3 separate regions of the Homo sapiens genome follow, and all the other regions are linked to region 1. Evidence: chromatin contacts called from ENCODE Hi-C data. All regions are on one chromosome and are shown on one strand. The core of a region is the stretch at or near the end of the contact, and the rest is flanking DNA. Distances in the headings are between cores, read along the strand shown.

Evidence for each region. A loop is a pair of places that touch in the nucleus more often than their neighbours do. Pooled maps may share reads with other maps.
Region 2: a loop to region 1 is called in a map of vagina, with 9 times the contacts of the local background. The contact joins the enhancer-like site here to the promoter of IARS1 in region 1. A Hi-C loop is called at or near these places in 1 of 168 maps with a recorded cell type or tissue (vagina) and 7 of 50 pooled maps.
Region 3: a map of CD8-positive, alpha-beta T cell shows a loop between it and region 1 (2.8-fold over the local background). The contact joins the promoter of PHF2 here to the promoter of IARS1 in region 1. A Hi-C loop is called at or near these places in 3 of 168 maps with a recorded cell type or tissue (CD4-positive, alpha-beta T cell, CD4-positive, alpha-beta memory T cell and CD8-positive, alpha-beta T cell), 2 of 37 single-sample maps with no recorded cell type and 10 of 50 pooled maps.

Annotation. Positions count from the first base shown.
Region 1 is chr9:92,292,447-92,295,146 of GRCh38, forward strand. It overlaps IARS1 (isoleucyl-tRNA synthetase 1), which reads right to left and starts at 1,251. Exons shown (of 34, transcript NM_002161.6): 1 at 1,165-1,251. MIR3651 (microRNA 3651) reads right to left here and starts at 101; the gene lies at 12-101. SNORA84 (small nucleolar RNA, H/ACA box 84) reads right to left here and starts at 147; the gene lies at 15-147. RefSeq lists an enhancer at 1,633-1,682.
Region 2 is chr9:91,206,724-91,209,498 of GRCh38, forward strand. No RefSeq gene overlaps it. Among named protein-coding and RNA genes, the nearest start is that of LINC02937, 45 kb to the left of the region's middle. RefSeq lists an enhancer at 1,694-1,753. Within about 2 kb of position 1,493, at least 12 of the 41 ENCODE cell types and tissues checked have a DNase peak (open chromatin) inside an H3K27ac peak, as active enhancers do.
Region 3 is chr9:93,575,220-93,577,919 of GRCh38, forward strand. It overlaps PHF2 (PHD finger protein 2), which reads left to right and starts at 1,365. Exons shown (of 22, transcript NM_005392.4): 1 at 1,365-1,652. The coding sequence starts at 1,555. RefSeq lists enhancers at 1-267, 268-862, 544-823 and silencers at 924-983, 1,094-1,393, 1,984-2,143.

The DNA.
Region 1 (2,700 bases), core at 1-2,500:
CTATTCAGGAAGAATCATGTACCAGCGACCGGGCTATGGCAGCTGCTGAGGAGAAGCAGCCTCCATGCATAAATCACAGGATTGCTATGGCCCATCGAATCCACTGGAGAGCTGTCCATGCACAACAGCATCCAGCAACCACAGGGCAGGGACAGAGCAGGTTAACCTTGCACAACAACCTTGTTGTGCAGAGGGATGCCATCCCCTTTGCTTCCCTCTTATTATAATCCAGGCCCTTGACTCTTCGCTGCTCCACAACTCCTTCAGGTCACCTTAACCTCAACTTCCCGTTCAGCAATTTCGAGACCACCCTCCCTGATATTAACTACATATTATTCACATTACTTCATATTATTTTGCCTCAATATATTTTAGAAACGCACACTAAAACCATGTTTTGTTTAAAATTTCATAATTCCTTCCAGAATTGCTTCCCTTTTAAACTACTGTATTAGTGGTTCCAATATTCTTCCCATTACTTAGGCATGACATTTTTGAGTCACCCCTGACACTACTCAGAAGATACACACAACCAATTAATCATCAAGTCATGTGGATCCTACCTATAAGCCTATTTCTGTTCCCCCTTTTCATTCTCCTCTAAATCCATTTCTGTTTCTCCTTTTATTCTCAGGTCTTCATAATCTATTAAGTCAAATGTAACCTGAAAGTGGGACCGTCTCAAACGTTTCCTCAATTTAGTTATATCCTATTAACATAGACTCCACAGGTATACTCATGCAAATGTACAAAATGTGTATACAATGACATTCACCGAATAATTGTTTCTCCAGGCAAATAACTGAAAACAATCTAAATATTCATGGTGACTGAAGTAAATTACGGTACATCAATAAAATAAGTATCTCGCAGCCATTGAAGGTAATAAATTAAGACATATAAAAATACGTATTGCCTATACATAAAGTCACAGCTATATCAATTTATACTATGTATATCATTTTAAAAAGATTTTACTCATTTCAAACACTACCTCATTCAAAAAGGCGACCATAAATTCCTGAGGCTGGAAACGAACGAACGGCAAGCCCCGAAGAAACACGCTCTTTTAAAAATTAAATCTTGTGCTACTGTTTCGGGGTTGTAACGCGTGCGTGACCCTCGTCTTTGAGGGCCGGATCCTGCAGGGAAGAGAGGGCGTACCTGAGGGGCCTCGCGTGCCTGGACAGCCCCGCGGGCCAGCAAGCCTAAAAGCAACTCATCCGGCGTCCACGCTGCAACCGGGCGCACGGAGGTGATGCAACGCGCTGAAAATGCGGGATCCAGTGAAGGAGACAGGCTCCGCACCGGCCAATCAGTGCGCGCTGCCTGACACCTGCCAACAAGCCAGGCGCCGATTGGTCGCGCCGGACATGATTGCGCCCACTGGCTCGGATGGTGCGACAGTGGTGCTTGCTGGTTTTGCGCCTCCACGTGGAAAACGAACCAGCGCTGAGGGCGGCGCTGTGCGTGCTGCTTGTATCCGTTGCAGTAGTGTAGACCGAGGTCTCACTCGGGTTGTGGGCACCTCCGGGTAGGTGACGGCCCACTGGGAAGGGGCGCCGAGGTCGGGGCTCATGTTCTTCATCTTGTTTGCTTTTGTCAGTATTTATCTGACTGGACACTTCGTACCTAAATTGATAACGACAAACAGCAACTTCCGGAGAGGTGGCTTTAATAATTATACTTTTGGGCCCTGAGCCGCCGACCCCAAAGCCGCTTCTCCTATCATAAATGGCTACGTGAAACGATAATAACAAAAGGGAAGGAAGGGTCTGACAACCAGATTTAAAAGTTTTATTGTATTTTACTTAAAATGTTTCCGGTAATGAAAACATTGCACAAACGATTTTTTTTTCTTTTTTTGAGAAGCGGTCTCATTCTGTCGCCCAGGCTGGAGTGCAGTGGCACGGTCATGGCTCACTGCAGCCTCAACCTCCCCGGATCAGATGATCCTCGCACCTCATCCCTGGCCAAGTAGCTGGGACTACAGGCTAGCGCCACCACGCCCGGCTAATTTTTGTATTTTCTGTAGCAACGGGGTCTTGCTATGTTGCCTAGGCTGCTGTCAAACTCGTGGGCTCAAGCGATCTGCTTGCCTTAGCCTCCTTAACTGTTGGGATTACAGGCATGAGCCACTGCACCCGGCCTGCATACTTATTATCATTGCTATGAGTCGGCTTGGTACCTTACTGATCTGCTGGTTAAAATCTGGAGCCTTGCAAAGGGCAGTAGGCCTCGGGCTTTGGCCCCAGAGCCTCTAAAGGAAATTCTGGATCTTGCCAAATTGGGAGTAGTTCCGTAGCTGCCTATTGTATCCGTTAGAGGGATATAAAAAATTTATCTGGCCTAGAATAGGTAGAATGCAGTTTCTTATTAAGTTTAGGAACATTTTGATAGTCTGTTCAGCATATATTTAACTTTACTTACCGTCTTGGCCCTGTGTGAAGGATTAAAGTGGTTTCATGTCCTCCATCATGGGTAACTCAGTGTTCTGACTATACTCACATAACGTACATAATTTAATAGCTGCAAATCTTGTTAATTAACTGAAAGTATTTGGAATGTGTTTGAAGTTTTCACATTCCTCACGTTGCCACCTTGTTCAGTTCATTTTTGTCACCTATCCAGAGAGCCCAGATAGAGCCAGACAGAGGGCTCCTGGACAAAGGTGAGGTAGGCCAAGTCTAATTATTTAAA
Region 2 (2,775 bases), core at 243-2,742, 1.1 Mb before region 1:
AAGTGGAAACAATACAAGTATTCATCAATTGATGAGTAGATAACAAAATATGACATATACATACAATGAAGTATTTTCAGTGATAAAAAGGAAAGAAGTACTGAGACACACTACACTGTGGACAAATCTTGAAAATTTTTATGCTAAATGAAAAAAAAACAGATACAAAAGTCTACATATTATATAATTCCATTCATATGAATGTCTCAAATAGGCAAATCCATAGAGACAGAAAGTAGATTAGTGGTTGCCAGGGGCTTGGGGGTGGAGGGAATGGGCAAGGGAGTGACTACTCATGAGTACTAGGCTTGTTGGGAGGCAATGAAAATATTCTGAATTAGCTAGTGGTCATGGCTGTACAACTCTGAATATACTAAAAAACCACTGAATTGTACAATTTAAAGAGTGGCTTTTATGGTATGTGAATTATATCTAGAAAAATAAAATCGCCAAGTTCTATTTTTCCTCAACATTGATTCTAGAGTTCCAAACCCAGAATCCTGATGAGAGGTTATGGAATGGAGTCCAAGAATACAATACCTCTTACAGGTACCAGCAGTTTTGGGAATCCCTGCCCTTGGGTGGGTCTGAGGAATAGACAAGATGAGGTCCCGCTCACAGACATGGCCCCCACTCCACCTCTGCTGCAGGTGACAGAGCACGAGAGGTAGGGCTGGACCAGGGCCGAGATTCGGCTCTTTTCTCTGGTACCATAGCCCCTACGCTGCTCATCACGTTTACATTTGAAGACTAGTTTATCCCCGGGGGAAACTCAAAACAATTTTAAATGTTAGGTATGTCAAGTTTTTCAGGACAGTCAACATATATCTTCCTATCTACACATGCAAGCATTTTTAATACGCATGAAGCACATGTGGGCGTACATAAGCTGCAAGTCTAGGGAAGCAAAGCAAGCACCGAGGGCTTGGAGTTTTGAGGTTACCGAGCCATTCTGAGCCTGGACTAATGAGATCACACCACAACTGAACTCAGAAGTACCAGGGCCATGGATAGTCTAGGATAAACACTCTCTCTGAGTCCTCTCAGAAGAGTGGTTTAGCAATCTCGACTCATACCATGCCTTCCCACAAAGACCAGAGGAAAAGAAAGGAGCTTTTCAGTGTTATTTGCAAGCCAATACTGGTGTTAGGCAAGCATATAACAGAGCCACCGTAGGTATTAAGAACAAATACTCCAATCACATCTTCCAATAATTAGAGTTTCCTTCCACCAAGATGAATGTGAGCTGTCATTTCCTAGCTCTTATGGCGTGTGACACATTTCTTGTACTTACATTTTTAAATAACTCAAATTACAGTCACTCTTACACAAGTTCTAGGCGTCATAAAAAGCATGTTTCAGGAAAGTGTTAATAGACAACTCAAAAGAAATGTTACTCAATGCAGCCGAGGCTATTAGGAGCTCGAACTTCTCTCTCTTGCCAAACAGTTCTTCACTTTCTGTAAACTGCACAAAGGTTTCATTCAACACAGTTTGAAGGCTGAAAGTGAAAGTGACTCAGACTATTTTTGGAAAGGTCAAGAAAGTGCACCTGCCAATTTTCAAATTTCTCTGAAACCTTTTCCTGCAAACATCACCACTAAAGCTACGTAGTCCCTGAGCTGCAACTTGATGATGTGGTGATTTTACTATTTCTCTTGGGAGGTTCAGGTACACACTGTGCCGTGGGTTCATGGGAGACTTTGTTCAGACAGCATTTTACACGACAGTCTGTTTAAATGCTTTAGGGGACCAAAACATCTAAAGGTACCTTGGCAGCAAGATGGGGGAATGAACTGAAGCCTAGGAAGGAAGCCTGGCCTGCCCTTGGCCTGACCACAGCCACCGCAGGGCTAGAGTCCTCCAGTATCTCCTGAGGTGGGGAGCAGGTGGGCCGCTCCATGAAAACCAACTAGATGATGGGAAAATGGACAGCTTTGCTCAGGGCAATCTTCCCACCCTGGCCCCCAAAATTGGTACTATAAACATGGCACTCAAACATGAGAATGATTTCTTAAAATGTTAGAGGAACTAAAACTCCTTAAATTGTAGATTACCTCAAGGGCCAATATAGTTAACCAGACACACCTTAGGCAGATACCTGTTTTCTCTGTCTCTCAAGGCCCAACTCACTAGTGACCAGTATTTGTAAGGAGACCCATCTTTCTCATCTGCTAAATCCATGCCAGTGTTAGAGGCCTGCACCAGTCAGAGTCTGCGCCAGTGCTGGAGGCCTGCAGTCTGCTTTCACTTCACAAAAACCGTCTAAGTTGGAAGAACTGTCCTCTGGTGCCTCTTAACTTCCCGCAGCAATGGCCCTGCCCATGCCTGCCCACTTTCTGCTCTAACACTCCAGAGGCAGTGGGCAGCTTTTGGACCTAGGAGGGTGTAAGTAACTTCCCTGCATAGACTTTAGTCAACATCTCTTGTCTCTGGACAAGCGCAGAGCAACAAGCAGAAGTGGGGAGGTGGGGAGGAGCCCTGCATGGTTTCCCCTCGCCCTGGAAGCCTCTGAAGACCTGTTTCATATTGCAGTTCTACTGGAGGCAGCTACCATGTTTCCCTAGACTTCTCTTTTCCTGAGTGAAGAGCCCAGGTTCTTGTACATGCCTCCAAACCAGCCATGGTTGCGAGACCCACCTTCCCGTCTTCTGAAATATGAAACAAATAAAACACGACCACCACATAAAGCACTTTTATACAGATCACATCCAATGTGACTGGGTCTTCAAAACCATCCTGAACTACTGGATTCTTCTACAAATGAAGAAATGG
Region 3 (2,700 bases), core at 115-2,614, 1.3 Mb after region 1:
GACCTTAATTGAGCCGCCTGCGGTGGAGCAAACGGCCCCTTGGCAGCTGCAGGTGGGCGGTGATGGTGAGGGGCTGAGGGGCTAAGGAGCCTTGTCATGGATGCTGCTAGGAGACTGAGCCAGGTTTCCTGTCCGGAGATTCTGGAATTCCGAGCAGGGGTGGCCCACATTTCCCAGCACGATGCGGATTTTGCTGAGGGAGGATGGGGAGAGAAAGAGGGTGAGGGAGGAAGGGCGGGCAGGGATGTGGCCCCTGCCCAGCGCGGATGCCCCAAGGATGCAGCGCTGGCGAGGCAGGGAAGTCCTCCTCTAGAACGCGTGCAAGTGACCCCTCAGAGCGCACCTCCGCTTCTCCTCCCCACCGTGGGGGCTCAGTTCCCTGGACACGGGGGCCAGGGTTCCCATACTCCTCGCCCCTTAGGTCACGGGCCTGGGGGGCTCAAATGCCAGGGAGCTCTCTCTTGACAGAGCTGACCAGCCCGGCCCCTTAGGTCACGGGCCTGGGGGGCTCAAATGCCAGGGAACAGAGCTGACCAGCCCGTGCCAGCGCACTCCCGGCCCGGGCTTCTGTCCTCTTCCTCTGGGGCTGAGCATCAGGGAAGTCCGCGGGATCCTGCGAGGGAGGCGGCAGTCCCCAGCCGAAAATGAGGGGAAAGAGGAAGTGGTGTCCCAACCAGAAACTCAGTGGGGAACGGAGGGAGGCAGCGCGGCCGAGGAGGAGGAACACCCCCACCGTGGTGGGGGTCAGAAGAAAGTTAGGGCCAAGTATTTGCTTGTCGGCCTTCTAGACTAGGAAGGCTCTCCTGCGGGCTCCACTCCCGCACCCCGCGTCTCTCCTTCTGCCTTGCCCGGGTTCCCCCAACTTATCTTATCCTCGGGGTCCCGCCCACCTTCTCCCCGGGGTCCCACCCCACTTTCAGTCTCAAGGCTCCCCCAGCTCACCTTCGCGCCCGCGGACCCCTGGGTCTACCTTCAGCCTTGGGGGCCCTTCTCGGCCTATCTTCCACCTTCGAGATCCCCCCACCCGCCTTCTCCCCCGGCAGGGTCCCCCCGGCCGTCTTCTCCCCCGGCAGGGTCCCCCAACCCACCTTCTCCCCCGCAGGGTTCCCCAGCCCGCCTTCCCGGCGGCGGGAGCGGCGGCCCAGGCCGGCGGGCGGAGGCGGCGCCACCCGGGGCGCTGACGTAGAGGCCGCTCGGCGGCCGGGGGTCCCTTCGGTGGGGCCGCGGCTCCCCGCCCGCCGCCCCCGCGCGTCCATTCCCTTTTGTGTCCCGCGCGCGGCCCGTCCCCCGCGCACACTAGCGCCCTGAGCCCCGCGGGCCGGCGGGCGGCTCCCGGCGCGGCCCCTCCAGCCAGCGCGCCCGGCATTGTGTGGACGCGCCTGGCCGGGAGCGCGCGCGGGGGCTGTCGTGCGCCCCCGTCCCCGTCCCCTCCCGGCCGCGGCGCCGCCTGCGCCCCGCCGCCCCCGCCGCCCCCGCGCGGCCCGGCCCCCGGCCCGGCCCGGACCGACCCGGGCAGCGCAGCGGCGGGGCCGAGCGGCGGCGCGGCGCGGCAACATGGCGACGGTGCCCGTGTACTGCGTCTGCCGGCTCCCCTACGACGTTACCCGCTTCATGATCGAGTGCGACGCCTGCAAGGACTGGTTCCACGGCAGGTGAGCGCGCGGCGGCTGCTCGGCTCGGCCCGGCCCGGCCCGGCCACCTTGCCCGACCGAGCCCCGCGCCCCCGGCTGCGCGCCCGCAGGCCCGGCTCGGGGACGGGCCGCCGCCGCCGCCGCCGCATTCCGGGCGCCCCGGTCGGGGCTGGGCCGTGCCGGGCCGCGCGCCCTTTTGTGCCCAGGGCGGGGGCGCCAAGCACGGGGCCCGCGCTGGGCGCCCCTGGCCGCCGCGCACAAAGCGAGGCCCGCGGGCCGGGAGGTGGGCTCGGGGCTCGGGGCGCGGGGAAGTTGGGGCTCCAGGCCCGGGCCGGGCCGCCTGTCAGCTGGGTCGCGGCGGCCGCAGAGGCCGGGCATCCGGAGGGAGGCCGAGGCCCGGAGCCCCCGCCGCCTCCCCCCTGCGAAGTTGCAGGAACTTTCCCCGCGCGGGCTCGGGGTTGGCCGGGCCGGGAGAAGCGGGCGCGCAGCCCGGCGCGGGTCCCGGGAGAGGCGCGAGTGGCGGGCTCCGACTCCGGCAGGGCTGGGGAGTCCGTGGGGGCTCCGGCGAGGTGGCAGCCGGCGCGCCCACCCTCCGCCGTGGCCGGCGAGCTCCCTTGGACCTTGTCCCCGAGGGCAGGACCCCTCCCGGACCCCCGCGGAGCAGCTAGACCCGGCAGGCCTGCAGGTCCGCGGGCAGGAGTGCGGTGACAGAATAGTGTCTGTGAGTTGGGTAAGGGGGGTTTGTTGTGGCTTTGCCACCTCCTCCCTGGCCTTCAGTTTTCCCCGTTTCTCTCCTCTCCGTTCCCGGCAGGAACGCCGGTTTTGACATGATCTTATGCTCCCTAAGGAAGATGGGGAGGGGGGAAGGAGGTAACGCTTGGAGACACTGAAAACCCCCGCCCTCTTGGCCCTTGCCGATGGCCATGACCTGGCCCCATGCCTAGGGCAGGTCCCTTCCCACCAAGAAGTAAATGGAGGAGGAGGAAGAGGAGGTGACAGTGTTGCCCAAACTGCTCCAACAGGTTCTCTTGCATCTGACTTTGCCTGTGGGATGTGTTTGGACCCGGGG